Regions from separate parts of the Mus musculus genome. Here region 1 is linked to region 2. Evidence: chromatin contacts called from ENCODE POLR2A ChIA-PET data. All regions are on one chromosome and are shown on one strand. Each heading gives the region's core, a stretch centred on a gene start or an enhancer-like site at or near the end of the contact. The rest is flanking DNA. Distances are from core to core; before and after follow the strand shown.

Region 1 (2,700 bases), core at 104-2,603, 260 kb before region 2:
GTGACTGTAATGTTCTGGGAACTCCCTTCCCTCTGCAAGGATACCAGGTTATACCAACCAGGTTATTTCTCCAGACCCTGTTTGCATTCTAGTCTTTTTCTTTTGTTTGTTTTTTCGAGACAGGGTTTCTCTGTGTAGCCCTGGCTGTCCTGGAACTCACTCTGTAGACCGGGCTGGCCTCGAACTCAGAAATCCGACTACTTCTGCCTCTCAAATGCTGGGATTAAAGGCGTGCACCACCAGTGCCCGGCTTTGCATTTCTAGTCCTTTCTACTAAAGGGTTTTTTACTGGGGATCCCTACAAAGGAACAAAAGTGTAAACAATTAGGAACAAAACCCTAACCCCCTGATTGTTGGGAGAAAATGAAAAAGCTCAAGCAAGCCTTGGGTTGTTTTTATTTTTTCCTACACAGGTTGGGTACTGAAAACTTGAAATGATGCAGAACTTTTTTTTTTTTGTTCGAGACAGGGTTTCTCCATATAGCCCTGGCTGTCCTGGAACTCACTCTGTAGACCAGGCTGGCCTCCAACTCAGAAATCTGCCTGCCTTTGCGTGCGCCACCTCATCCCGGCGATTCAGAACTCTTAAGAGTGACCAAATCCCTCATAAACGTTTCCCTTAGATGGCCCCCATCAAAAACCACGGCTGGAACAATAGTGCTATTTTATTCTAGTCTAGTAGGAAGTCTGGCCTTTTTCTATTAGCAGGCCATGGTACATGTATAATCACCCAGACTGTCCAGTTAGTGCTCGCTTCCAGCACCCTAGGACTTCCACCTCCGCTCAGCCCCTCCCAGAGGTTATCCCAGCACTGGAGGATTTGACCAGCCAGGCCGGTCGCGCCGGCCGACAGGGGAATCCAAGGCTACGCGCACGGGACAACCGCCCAAAACGTACACACACACCCACTGACCCTAGTCCTATGGCTCCAGGCTCCACCCTGTTCCACCCTGCCCAGCGGCCTCTCAACCCTTTTCTCCCTGTAGCTCCACCCCTCCCCGCTTGGCCCGCCCCTCGCTGTTACGAGCTCAGGGTCGGCGTGAATGAGAGGTTTTTCCCGGAGAGACCACGCTTTCCCTCAAGCTCCCCAACGGCTCCGCCTTCCCGCCGGGGCCAGACTCTTCCCAGCGTGCCCGGCGATTCCGGCGTGCGCAGACTTGGGAAGGCAAGTCCTCCCAGGGCCTGGCGGACGGGCGCGAGGAGCAGGCTGGGAATTGTAGTTCTAGAGCCCGCGAGGGCGGCTGGGAACTGGCCGACAGCAGGACTCATTGTCCCAGTGTGCCCTGCGCCTCAGCCCGCGCGCTCGCAGCTTCTCGCTCTCTCTGCCCGCCCTCCCGCTCCCTTGCTTGCTCGCGCTTTCCTCGCGGATCGAAGAGACTCTAGCTACAGCCTGTGGCTGGGAAGGGAGACGGAGGCCGCAGCTCAGGGAAAGTGAAGCTGCAGTAGTAGCAGTAGGAAGATGTCGGGCGAAGACGAGCAGCAGGAGCAAACTATCGCCGAGGACCTGGTCGTGACCAAGTATAAGATGGGGGGCGACATCGCCAACCGTGAGTGCGGCCTCGGGGGTCTTGGAGTCGAGGCTGAGAGGGAGAGGTTTGGGGCTCTCTCCGGAGGGCTGTGGCGTCTGGGTCTTGCCGAGTGAGCCACCGAGGGGCGCGTGCCGACTGCCGGGGGCGACGTGGTGGGGAGATCTGGTGTCGCCCTGGGGACTGAGCAGCCATGCCTGGGCTGGAGAGTGGAGGTGCGGGCCGGCGACCGCGAGGAGTACAGAGAGGGGCCCAGGCATGCTCCGACCCTGGGCGGTTGGTAAGGAGGCAAGGCGCGTCGTCTTCTGCCCATACCCTTCGGTCTGTCCGGATCTATGCTCCCGACTGGCAGCAGTGAGGCCACCTCGAAAAGGAAGCGGCCAGCTGTTGGCGACGGAAGCGCCCCTCTGCCAGTCGCGGCTCTTGACCCGCGGGAGCTGAGCCGGCACGTGTTGCCAGGTCCCTGTGTGCGGATCGATGGCTCCCCACTTCCTCTCCTACCGTGCTTCCCCACCACGTGCTTTGCTAAAGTCTTTACTTCAGGTCTTCTTAGTGGGGACCCCCTTCGCCCCTTGACCTAGCTCGAGGGGCCGTTGGAAGACACTTCTGGAGCTTCTAAAACAACCTGGCTTTCCTGTATGACCACTGCTCCGGTTTTTGAAGGCGGCCTTTAATATTTGTTCCTAGAGCCTCTACAGTGTTTTGAGGTTCTGCTTAGACAGCTGGGCAAGCCTGTCTATAATACTGAAAAGAAGTGGAGAGAGACACGGATTTTAGGATTATAAGCATTTCTTAAATGATCTTTACTCTCCTAACAGTTGTCTGCCACTTGGACAGATAACTTTACTGTTTTCTCTTTCCAGTTCTTTCCCTCCCTTACCCCCTTATTTTTGGGGCTTTCTGTGTAGCTTTGGCTGTCCTGGTACTCCCTTAGACCAGGCTGGCCTGAGAGATCCGCCCACCTCAGCGTTCCAGAGTGCTGGGATTAAAGGTGTGTGTAACCATGCCCGGCTCTTTAACATTTTAAAAATTAAAATTCACTTGATAAAAACTGTCTTAGACTTGGCAGTGGTGGCTCACGCCTTTAATCCCAGCACTTGGGGAGCAGAGGCAGGCGGATTTCTGAGTTTCAGAGAAACCCTGTCTTGAGGAAAAAAAAAAAACTGCCTTAGGC
Region 2 (2,700 bases), core at 121-2,620:
CAGTAGTGATAGGAGAACTGACAGAGTGGAATGCCTTATGAAACTAAATATGTAGTTAATCTCTCCACTCCCTTGTTGGTTTGAAAGACCCAGCTAACTCTCATCAGTTCAACTCAGTTTTGACTACCTGCAAAGAGCTGTCCTTGGGCAAAGACCAGATAAAGATTTCTAATACACCCTTTCAGCCTTCAGAAAGGGGTATAGTTCTTACCCCATGGCTCCCCACCCACAGCATCTCCTCATGTAAATCAAAGTGGGAGACAGACACAGGCACTCCCACTTCAGCCACCACGCTGTGCAACTCAGAGTAGACACCTTCCATTATGTGCACTGACTCCTGGACAGGAAGAGCCTCCAAGGCCACTCCCTCTGGGTCTAGCTCCACATTCTGTAGCAAACTTGGATTCAGGTGGGCATCCAGGACTGGGTCCAGGGTAGAATGCATAGCTGGGGAAAATTCGGCCAGTCCAGGATCCAGACCCTCAAAGTTCATGACGATAGTGGCCGCTGGTCAGACCGGAGTCACACCCTCCCTTGCCACGCTTCCTACAGACAAGTGACCCAGCCTTCAGGAGGACAGCACCAGTGAACCTAGAATGGACATTCTGGCCTGCAAGGGAAAGAGGCAGCGCAGTCAGGGATAGGCCTAGGTACTGGAAGTATCTTCTATGTGGACAGGACAATCAGGTAGGCAGAGGGGATGAGACTGCCAGGCAAAGACGGAAGCATGCATGAAGAGGACAAGGGCAACGCTGTACTGTGAGTGGCATGACAGTGTCCCTTACTCTGCACCTCTAAACTTCCTAAGTTCCCTGCCAGCCCACCAAATGATCTAACTCTTGACTTCCCTTTCTCCTGAACCACAAGGTGAAGGGAGCGGGTTTGATAGGGGCTGGAGTTCGGGGGAGAGCTCTGAAATGCTTGTTTCTTAGAATTGGACATGAGACAAAGGGGCTGGGCGGTGAAGGGGGCAAGACAAGCCAGTTTCCCAGAATCCTTTACAGTGGTTACCCAGCATTCTCCAGGGGGTGGGTAACAAGAACGGCCAGTTACCCACAAACGGGGCGGGGGTAAGGGGGAAGTAATGGAAACGGATAGCTACCCAGAATTCTTTGAGCGAACCAGAGAAACTGGTTACCCAGAATTCTCCCCCAGCGCAGGGGACGGGAGGGGAAGGATTAGGGCAAAGGTCAAGACGTGTTCCTGGGATGCTTACGGGGAATGGGTCATTACCAAGATTTCTCCATGGCGGATATTTTGGAGCGCGTGGAATTCAAACGAGTAGGGGGTAGAGAAAGCGCCGTCAGCTCCGCGGGAAATTCCAGTTTCCCTACTACTCCCCCGCCTCTAGCTCAACCTAACCCAAGCAAGACGGACGGTGGATTGGCAGCCATCGCTTCCAATCAGCGGGGGCCACGGGCTCATCCCAGCCAATCAGAAAAAGCCAGGTACAGGCAGCGCCTGAGAAGGAGAGTGACGTAGCCTCCGCCAAAACAAGGTTACGGAATGCCACCGGGGACAAACTGAATCAGGCGCGGATCTATTTGGTGTTACGAAAAGTAATCCCTTCGCTCTCAGGCTTTGTTAAGCAAAATTAACTTTAGACTTTGAAGCCAAGCTTTTACGCTCCCTGAATAAGAACTAGACTAAAGGGGCGCCAGAGGCTAAGCACTGGGACTCGCCCGGTGGGTATTCCCAGCGTGGCCTTCATCATTCCCGGCGTATAGACCTTCATCTTGCTGTGCCTGTGAGCCATTCCAATACCTCTGACCCTGTACCCCCGAAACTCACTGGCATTTCCTATGACTTCTAGATGTGGGGAAGAAAAAGGAAGCGGGAGCCTGACTTCTAGTGTGGCCCAAGTGGCCACCTTTTCTCTATTTCTAGAGGCATCCATCTGAAATTCCCATCAATGTTTGTGTCGTCCCCAGAGGTCCCCTAATTTTCCCAAGAAACAAGTCTCCTAGACTGTCAAAATTCCCCTAGACCGTGGAGCTGGACATTGACCCCAAGAGAGAGATAAACAGTAAACTGAGTCAACTGAGCTGTAGCTATTCTGAGGGGTTCTTGATTAATCTCCAACTAAGAGATCCTACTGCCTCTCCCTCTCCTGTGAGAGTGTGTCACCGTGTCTAAAATATTTGGGGGTACTGGCTGTGTACTAAACTGCTTTGGAATTGGTCCAGGCTGTGAGATGTCTTAGGTTGCCCAAACTCAGCTCTGTCATCTCTGTTTTTAAAGGCCCTGTGCCACTAGTGGTCCATACCTACAATACCTGCATTATTAAAGCAGAGGCAGGAATCCCTTACAAATTCGAGGCCAGCCTAGGCTACATAGATAGTAAGGACCAGGCTTGCTATGGCTACATGGTGAATATCCCTTTCAACAGGTGCCTGTGGAAGAAAGTTCTCACCAATAATAAACACCAATAATAAAACTTTTAAAGCATTTATTGGGCCAGGCATAGTGGAGGTATATTTGTAATGGCAGTAATCCTGAGGCAGGAGGATTAGTGTTCAAGGTTAGCTTCTTCTATATAGCAAGTCCCAGGCTAGTCAGGTTACATGAGACCCTGTTTCAAACAAACAAAAACCAGGCTAAGTGGGATGGCAATCCCACCACTCAGGAGGCAGAATGGATTTCTGTGAATTTGAGGACAGCTTGGTCTACGTAGTGAATTCTAGGCCGACCAAGGTTAGA

The links. ChIA-PET counts read pairs that join two places held with the same protein, here RNA polymerase II (POLR2A).
Region 1: POLR2A ChIA-PET joins it to region 2 with 16 read pairs in embryonic stem cell. The contact joins the promoter of Pa2g4 here to the promoter of Pan2 in region 2. POLR2A ChIA-PET finds 5 or more read pairs at or near these places in 3 of 5 experiments (Patski and embryonic stem cell).

The regions. Positions count from the first base shown.
Region 1 is chr10:128,564,587-128,567,286 of GRCm38, reverse strand. It overlaps Pa2g4 (proliferation-associated 2G4), which reads left to right and starts at 1,353. Exons shown (of 12, transcript NM_011119.3): 1 at 1,353-1,547. The coding sequence starts at 1,460.
Region 2 is chr10:128,302,005-128,304,704 of GRCm38, reverse strand. It overlaps Pan2 (PAN2 poly(A) specific ribonuclease subunit), which reads right to left and starts at 1,370. Exons shown (of 26, transcript NM_133992.3): 1 at 1,234-1,370; 2 at 212-610. The coding sequence starts at 493.